2 separate regions of the Mus musculus genome follow, and region 2 is linked to region 1. A link is a contact called in ENCODE POLR2A ChIA-PET data. All regions are on one chromosome and are shown on one strand. Each heading gives the region's core, a stretch centred on a gene start or an enhancer-like site at or near the end of the contact. The rest is flanking DNA. Distances are from core to core; before and after follow the strand shown.

Region 1 (4,728 bases), core at 288-2,787:
TAATTCTTGTTTAAATAAAGACATCAAACTTCAGTTTCATAAATACCAAAGGACTAACCATAAATGATCCAGCTAGGTATGTAATTCTTCTTTTCTCTCTCTCTCTCTCTCTCTCTCTCTCTCTCTCTCTCTCTCTCTCCCTCCCTCCCTCCCTCCCTCCCTCCCTCCCTTTCTCTCTCTCTCTCTCTCTCTCTCTCTCTCTCTTTGGTTTTTCGAGACAGGGTTTCTCTGTGTAGCCCTGGCTGTCCTGGAACTCACTCTGTAGACCAGGCTGGCCTCGAACTCAGAAATCTGCCTGCCTCTGCCTCCCAAGTGCTGGAATTAAAAGGGTATGCCACCACTGCCCAGCTTCCCCTTTCTTTTTGAGACAAGGTCTCACTATGTACCCCTGGCTGGCCTGGGACACTTACTGTGTGGGTTAGGCCAGTCTCAACTCACAGACATTTTCTTGCCTCTCCTGAGTGGTGGAATTAAAGGCATTTACCACAATACTTGCCATTGGATTATTTTTTAATTAAAAATTACTAGCAGGGTATTCTGTGCCTTTTGTAATTCTTAAAGCTGGATAATAGTTTATGTAACACTAGAGAGCATAGACCATCTAATTAGCCACCTAATTTTTGAACAGCTATCCTGTATATTGAACATGCATTACATATATGACAACATGAAAAGAGTTAAGAGGAAATCCAAGTTAAACACGCGGTCCTTCCACTTTAAAGGATTTTTTTTTTTTTTTTTTTTGATAATGACAGTCCTGAGGTCTCTAGGAAGTAGTGTTAAAATACAGTGAAAAGTAGTGATAGTCTTAGTTACACACTTTGCAGCCTTCAGTGATTCCTTCAGTGAGACCAAAGGTGGTTCAGAAGTTCAAACCAGGCCTTTAATCATTTCATCTCAGAACTCTTGTAAATTTGAGGACCAGCCTGGTGTACATAGCGAGACCCTGAAGAAGGTATATTCTTCAAAAATTATTAACTCTAACGCCAGCTCCTCACACAATCATCTTTTATGTTGAAAAATAGGCTCGGAGAAATCTTAAAGAGTACCGAATACAATTTAGTAAGTAAACTATCATTTACATTTCTGATGACTTTTTTTAAGAATCATTTTCTTGAAATTTTCTGGATAATTTGAGTTGTTAACACTCCGGAGTATACCTAAGAGGCCACTTTCTACTTTGTTTAAAGATGATGGGTATCTCGGGGTTTTTTGTTTTTGTTTTTTTCGTAGTCTAACATGAATTTAAGCTGAACTCTTCCTGTTTGGTTATGACTTCCCCCACGGATTGGATCGAGCAGCATTCCTCTGAGTGTGGAGGACACTTTGAAGGGACGGACTCCCATCCCATTTGGGAAGGCCTTGGCCCCGACCGCTCCTCCCCTACGGCCGCAGCTCCGCCCTGCGGGAAGCTCCTCCCCCCGCGTCTGCGCGCTCGCGGACGGGCGGGGCGGAGGCGCGCTGACACCTGGCGGCGGGGGCGGGCCGTCGGCGAGCGTGGGCTGGGATTGGCTGGGCCGCGTGGGCTGGGGCGGGAGGAGACGGTTATGGGCTCGTGCCTGGGTCGGATCCCGGCTCTCTGAGGGGCGCGGAGACCTGCGGGAGGGACACGGCCGCAGCATGGCGGCCGGCAGCGCACCGCCCTGCCCTCCGCCTTCCTGTCGCAGCCGCTTGGATCCTGTGGTCCGCGAGTGCTTGCTGTGAGCCTGCCGCGCGTCAGCCCCCCCACCGCTCGCCCGCCCGCCCGCCCTCCTTCCCTTGTCGCCTCTGCCAGCCCGGAGGGCGGCCGGGCGCACCGCGCCCACCCACCGGGGCCCTGGGACCATGGAGGACGTGAAACTGGAGTTCCCCTCGCTCCCGCAGTGCAAAGACGACGCCGAGGTGAGTGCCCGGCGGCCCGCCCTGCCGCGGGCAGCCCCCGGGTCTCCGGCCAAGCAGCGCCTCTGGCCCAACTGTCCCAGACTCTTCCCTTTCCCCTTGGGCGTGAAGGGGCGTCAGTGAGGTCCTCCTCCCGCGGGACCCTATCGGAGGAGCCAACCCGGAGAGTACTCTTGACCACTCGCCTCGGCGTTGAGGCTTTTCGTGAACACAGACTCTTCCTTACCAGAGCAACACGCTGTGGAGTTGTTTTTAATCTGAGCTTGATGTTAGATTCACATGCGGGACACATAGCCAGCCCCACGTGTGGAATAGATCGGAGGCGTGAACTCTGGAATTGCACCCCTCTAATAGTACTCAAGTCAAAAACCAACCACCACCACTACCAAAAAACCCACAAAAAACGATGACTAGCGTGGGGCGGGGGGGGGGGGGGAGTAGAAAAGCTAAGCTTCTTTGAATTTGAAAATTTTTAGTAACAAATCTTGCCTGTACTATCGAGAGCAAAATTCTCCCAATTTATGATTTAAGGGTTCTTTTCACCCCACCTTGATTTTTTTCTTTACCTAACATCTGTTGCAAATATTTTATGGTACCAGAAACTGTTAAGTTAGAGTTTGCCAGAGGCTAAAATTAGTGACAAGGATTCTTACCTGTGACACTTAATAGGATCAAAAAAGGATTCTAGAGTTTTGCTTGTGTGTTTGATATAAGTCCTGGCTGTCCTGGAACTCACTAGACGAGGCTGGCCTGAAACCCAAAGAGATCCACCTGCTTCTGTACCCCAAATGCTGGGATTGAAGGTGTACACCCCTTAATCTCTCAGTGTTTTAAAGGTATTTGGGACTACTCTTGGCTGGCACACTTGTAACCCCTCTACTTGGGAGGTGGAAGGAGAAAGGAGGGGTCACTGTAGCCTTGGTTCTATAGCAAATTTGAGACCAGTCTCAGTTACAGATGAGATGGAGACTTTATACCAAATGCTCAATTCTATTGAATGTCTTCATTTGATTCAGATCACTTTTTTGTATTTGTTTTGTTGTGATGGTGGGTTTTTGAGAAAGGGTTTCTTTGTAGCCCTGGCTGTCCTGGAACTTTGTAAGACAAGGTCTTGTGTACCCAGGAATGTCCCCTGTTCTCCCAAGTGACTTACTGTCATTTGAAGGATTCTCTTTCTTATTTGTAGTAGTGATGGTTGAGGCATACATAATATACATACATGCACAAAAGCAAAACACTAATACATGTAAAGTAATAAAAATCTCTAAATAAAATTCTGGGGACAGATAAGATTCTTTAAATAGAATTTAAAATAGAAGTATAAATAAAAATAGACACAATGTTAATACTTTTGTTTTAACAGAACACTTTTAAATTTTTTCTTTAATAAGAATCTGTTTGGGGAATGCCAGGGCCAAAAAGCGGGAGTGGGGGGGAGGGTATGGGGGACTTTTGGGATAGCATTGGAAATGTAAATGAGGAAAATACCTAATTTAAAAAAATCTGTTTATAAAATTGGTCTTTATAGCCGGGCATGATGGTACATGCTTTTAATTCTAGCACTTGGGAGGCAGGGGCAAATGGATCTCAGAGTTGCAGGCAAGCCAGATCTACAAAGCAAGTTCCAGGACAGCCAGGGCTACACAAAGAATCCTTTTCTCAAAAATTAATTAATTAATTAATTAATTAAAAAATAAAATCGTGTTTTTATAAAAAGCTATTAGGGGGTCAGGGGCAGGATCTAATCTAAGCCGGCTTCGAACTCACAGGGATCCACCTGTCTCTGTCTCCTGAATATTGAAATTAAAGGTGTGCTACTATGCCCAGCTTGAAAGAAGTTTTTAAAGATTATAAAATCTTATTTGTGTACATAACGGATGTCCCTGTGTATGCACTCAGTCATTTATCACTGTGGCTATTCTGAGCAGGGTCTCTGCCTGAACCCGGGGCTCATGTTTTCTTGGCAAAGCTGGAAGCCAGAAATCCCAAGCCGTCCTCCTGTCTCTGCCTAAGTCAGAGCTGGTATTATGCATTTGAGCTTTCCTGGCCTGTAACATGAGCACTGGGATGGGAGCTCTGGTCTTGATGCCTGAGCTACCTTTCCAGACATGCTTTCATACAGGATTGCCATTTATTCTTGTACTTTTTTGTTTTTTACAAAATGTTTTTTTCTGAGCTTGTAGCACTGAGCTTATAGAACAGGTATTATGCTGCCAATTTTATGTCAGCCTAACACAAGCTATAGTCAGCTGAGAAAACAAGCGGAGAAAACTATGAGGGGTAAGCCAGTAAGAAACATTCCTCTATGGCCTCTGTGTCAGCTCTTGCTTCCAGGTTCTCATCTGGTTTGAATTCCTGCCGTGGCTTCCCTCAATAGACAATGACTACGGATTTGTAAACCAGATTAAACTCTTTCCTGCTCCCGAGTTGCTTATGCTCTGGTGTTTCATTACAGCAATAAAAACTCTTAAGACACTTTACCTTTTTAATTTTTCCTGTCATGGATTAGTCTTTATTTTTGTTATATGGTCTGTCATTTTGGCTAAGTGCTCTTTGTTTTCATTTGTTTGTTCAGGACAAGATGTCTCTGTGTAGCTCTGGCTATCCTGGAATTCACATTTTAGACTAGGCTAGTCTTGAACTCAGAGATCTCTCAGCCTCTGCTTCCAAATGCTGCGATTAAAGTCAATGTGTCACCATGCCAGGCTAAGATAGAAGAATATTTTATCAGTTTAAAAGGGCATCCCATGGAGCCTGGAGAGATGTTTCAGTGGTGGTTGCTCTTCTAGTGTACCTGGTTGACTTCTGTCACCAACATGGCAGCCTACCAGCATCTGTAGCTCCAGTTCC
Region 2 (4,671 bases), core at 820-3,319, 130 kb before region 1:
AAGACAGCAGCAGTGTACTCACATACAAGAAATAAATAAATAAATCTTTTTAAAAAAAGAAAAATGTTTTAACAAAAACTCTGAAGTACTAGCTAGGAGGTCAAACAGACCTCAAAACTGGTCTGAGCACCACAAGAAAAGGGTTATCTGACATTGATAATCAATAAATGAGCCACCTCAAGTTGGCAAAACTGTTGCTACAGCAATTTGGAGATGAGACATACCTAATGAGTCTACAATGAGTGTGTACCAAAGTTCTTACCGTTAACAAGCTTATTTTAAGCACTAAGAGGCTTGCAAACAGATTCGTATTGTATAGTAGCTGCTGTTGGTTGTATTTAACAAGGTATGCAAACACAGATTCCAGGAAGCACCAGCAAAGACAGGCAATATGCAAACATAAAATGTAACTTACACCCAAACTATTCCTTGTTCCAAGTAGCATGCTGACCAAACCACCTCAGCCTTGAAACAAAAGCCCATATACTCCAAAACCAGTTTGAGATCCTGCCAAGATAATGATAAAACTGGCAGGACCTGTCACAGGACAAGGTCAAGGACCATGGAGAACCATGCTCTAGGGCACGCAGAACGAGACCTGCTGGCTGCTGATCTGTACTGCTGTGTACTCAAGTTCTCTGAAGGATCCGCATCTGTATAAAGACCTTGCAGCGAGCTTAGCCTGTGCTGAGTAAAACATCATGGAAGACAGAACATTATAAACAAGAACCAAAAATCAATCCTGCACTTCCCCTTTCCCTTTCAGTCAAAGCTGACCATCCACATGTGTATCTGGCTAAACATCTGTAACATAGCCTCCACCATACAGCTAATGAGAAAAAGACAACATCTAAATGCTGGAGAGTCTCCTGCCTCATTATAGTCTTCCTGATGAGCCTACCACTGAATAAACACAGACTTAGGGCTTTCTTTTCATTTTATCATTATTGTACATGTGTGTGCATGATTACACTTGTGGATGGTAATACTGTCTGGTGTCTGGCAAACTACTGGACCAGAATAAGTACAGAACAGATCTTAAGCCCCTTTGTAACATGTACTTGGTGGTGGAGGACTGAGAAACAGCCATCTTCTTAAGCAGACCTTAAGGAGGGAGTATTTAGGAAAGGCTGGATATTGGATGCTCCAGTAAATATGCTGTCTACAGAAGCACTGAATCTGCAATGAGAGGCTCACTCTGAGAACACAGGATCCTTCCTCATCTTGCATTACTTTGACTGATTTGCTACCAAATACCAAATACAAAAAAAACACAAAAAACAAAAAACAAAAAAAAAAACCTTCATGTAGTGGCCAACATACAACCGTTCCTCACTTATTTAAAGCAGAAATATACCTCTTATTTTGTATCTCTCAGTCTCTGATGAGAATAGCACCACTTGTTCCAACACACAAGCAGAATCTCACACAAACTCTTCCATTCTGGACAATCACCACATTGTTACTGCTCCGCGCTCCCCCCACCCCTCCCCTGCCCACCCCTGCGCCCAAGAGAGCTTTCTAAATTGCAAGTTTCGAAGAATCACCTTCCCCTTGGAGAAGGCCTCAACGTTCATCTGTTCCCAGGACCACCATCCTTCAGGACCTCTTCCCAAGAGAAGAAAGGGTTGATTACTTACAGTTTCCGCTCGCGCTTTGCTTCATTCGCTTTCCTCGCCCCGTGTTTCCTCCAGCTCAGAAAAAGAAAAGGGGGGGAAATGAAATCAAAACCAGCGTCGTTTGGTGCCCCCAGAAACAGGTGAACTGAATCAGCAAGCAACCTGGCTGGAGGGACGTTTGCCGAGTGCTGATGTGCATGCAATCCTGCAGGCAAAGTCTTGAGGCCCGCGCTGCTACCCACCTGCCTGAGATTCTCGTGCAGAGATGAAAGGTCTCTGAGGACAGCACGTCCCGCCATCAGAGTAGAGATGGTGACAGAAGGCGGGGCAGGGGCTGGTCCCTACGGCGGCTCCCAAAGCAACTACGCCTACCTGAGAAGCTCACCGCCCACGGCCGGCACTGCCTCCGCAAAATCAGTCTCTTGGGCGAAAAAACAACCCCCGAGGCTCCGCCTGCTCCTCGTGCTCCTTACGTAAGAGATCCTCCAACCAATGGACGGTCAGGGGGCGGAGCGAGAACAGCCCCAGGTGACAGAATCTGGAGTCCTCCCGCCGGCGCGAGGAAGTCTTGCAGTTGCTGGGCCAATCAGCAGCGTGGGTGGGAAGAGGGGCGGGGGTAAAAGAGGAGAAAGCAGAAGGCCAATCAGATCAAAGGCTTCTGGAGTGACAGGCTCTGAGGCCTGTGGTATTCCGAGTGAGGCGCCCGGAGGGCGCGCCCGCCCGGGCCAATCGCCGGCAGCTCACAGTGCGGAGCGAGCGCCTCAAAAGCTCGGGTTTCTCAGCTGATTGTCTCCAGCCGAGAGTTGTTTGCTGCTGCTGCGGAGCCGAGCCGCGGCCCGAGGAACCGAGCCCCCCGGGGGGAAGGGGAGGCGGGCCCGAGGGCAGCCGCGGCCATCGCGCGGGGCTGCGACTCCTGTCACGGCGCTGCCCGGGGCCGCAGGCTGGGGCGGGCGGGAGGTCCGGGGGGCGCTCGGGCCGCTTCCTTCCCGCGCTCCCTCCCCGCTGCTCGCGTCCCCTCATGAGGGTATCAGTGTCCGGGCCGGCGGCCGCCGCGGTCCCCACGGCCGGCCGCGAACCCTCGACGTCCGGCGGGGGCGCCGTCGCGGCCTCGGGCGCCGCGGTTCCCGGTTCGGTGCAGCTGGCGCTGAGCGTGCTGCACGCGCTGCTCTACGCCGCGCTCTTCGCCTTTGCCTACCTGCAGCTGTGGCGGCTGCTCCTGTACCGCGAGCGGCGGCTCAGTTACCAGAGCCTCTGCCTCTTCCTGTGTCTCGCGTGGGCAGCGCTCAGGACCACGCTCTTCTCGGCCGCCTTCTCCCTCAGCGGCTCTCTGCCCCTGCTGCGGCCACCCTCTCGCCTGCACTTCTTCCCGCACTGGCTGCTCTACTGCTTCCCCTCCTGCCTACAGTTCTCCACGCTCTGTCTCCTCAACCTCTACCTGGCAGAGGTAAGGCGGGAGGACCGGCGAGCGGGGGAGCGGGGCCGCCGGGATCCACTCCTGCCGAGACGGAAGGGGTCGGGGCTGGGGGAGGTGGCCGGAGGGCAGTCTGGGGACACTGAGACACTCCTGTCTTTCCCTCTCCCTCAACTTAAGCCGCTGATGGACTCGGTGCCTGAGGGGGTTGGAGAAGTGTGAGAGAGAGAGTATGCGTGCCCCGACAACTTAAGGCAGTGGGACACCCTTTGTTCAATGTCCCAGACCTCCACGTAAGGCGTTGGTGGCGACCACAGAGAAGCATCGTAAGAAGTAGCAGCTCCGGTAGCTCTGTCGAGGCTGGACCGGGTTGAGGGAGGTTGGATGCTGAAGTAGAGGCAGCTCTGCTGAAGCTGGACCGCTGCCAGCCATTACGTCACCAGGCAGAGCTGTTCCTCCGCTATTGTTGCTGCGTTTCTTTTATTAGAAGCTTATATCCCCCCCCCCCCCCGCATCTCCTTAACTGTGGCTCGATACACCTTGCACAAATTCTGATCGATCGCTTCCCCGACGGGGTGAACGATCAATAACCAATGCTGCGGGACAGTCGAAGGACCTCCATAAAGCCCTTAGTGTTTGTCCCAGTTGCTGCTTGCTTTGGCGATTTAGGCGGTCTCTTACAGCACAGCCCTTTGGGGGAGAGCTAATTAGGAGAGAAGATACAAGCTTAACCTGTGCCTGTTGCAGAAACAAACCACGGAACTATGTTTTTTGGTGTTTTTGATTTTGTTTTTCCAACAACTTGCTTAATAGCTGGAGTCTAATCACACCCCCTTTCTCTTTTACGGGGAATTGCTGGTTGGATTGCATTGTTCTGCAGCACATTTGACCCATTTCAGACAGGTTGGGGGTATAAGGTTGTCAATCATGTCTATCTGGTATTTATGCCTTATTATTTTCAGGTTCCACCCCCCCCCCCCCAGTCTTCTTTTCCCTCAAAATACGAGCTTAGGAGAGGAGAAAAAAAGGTGACATCATACACTTAATACTGACTAATATAGAACGGTATTGGTCTATGCAGCTAATCCTCTCAAAGGCTTTTGGAGGTGATGAGAATTAACACAGTTCCAAGGAAAAGTAACCCAAAAAAGGCACTTTTGAATCAGATTGTGTTTATATTTCCTACATAAACCAACTCTTTTTTTCCCCTTAATAAACAGGAAAATAGAAAGCGTTTTTAAAATCACAATTGTAATTTCAGCTATATACAATTGTTATATATACAAGCTATATCCAATAAAAAACAATTATTGAGTAACAAAACCAAACTTTATTTTTATTCTCTAGCAACATAATACCATAAAAAACCTCATAATACCACAAAAATAATGCCACACTCTTAAGCAAAAGTGAAAAGCATATGCAATTGTAAATCAAATAAACATGCTACAATGGTATCATATTTGGGGATCATCCAGTTGCTTAAGGTTTTATAACACATATTTATAGGTAAACTGATACTGAGTTCTTCTTGACACTTCTGATAGTACATTAGTAATTTCTCATTATTGAAGACTTACTTTAGCCTCAGATACAGTTAATCTACCTGAAAATGATTAAAAGTCAATTTGCTAGGAGCAT

What was found. ChIA-PET counts read pairs that join two places held with the same protein, here RNA polymerase II (POLR2A).
Region 2: POLR2A ChIA-PET joins it to region 1 with 10 read pairs in embryonic stem cell. The contact joins the promoter of Txndc16 here to the promoter of Styx in region 1. POLR2A ChIA-PET finds 5 or more read pairs at or near these places in 3 of 5 experiments (Patski and embryonic stem cell).

What each region holds. Positions count from the first base shown.
Region 1 is chr14:45,349,649-45,354,376 of GRCm38, forward strand. Styx (serine/threonine/tyrosine interaction protein) reads left to right here and starts at 1,538. Exons shown (of 11, transcript NM_019637.3): 1 at 1,538-1,881. The coding sequence starts at 1,825.
Region 2 is chr14:45,217,356-45,222,026 of GRCm38, forward strand. It overlaps Txndc16 (thioredoxin domain containing 16), which reads right to left and starts at 2,070. Exons shown (of 21, transcript NM_001310534.1): 1 at 1,862-2,070; 2 at 1,641-1,694. It overlaps Gpr137c (G protein-coupled receptor 137C), which reads left to right and starts at 2,362. Exons shown (of 7, transcript NM_027518.2): 1 at 2,362-3,063. The coding sequence starts at 2,638.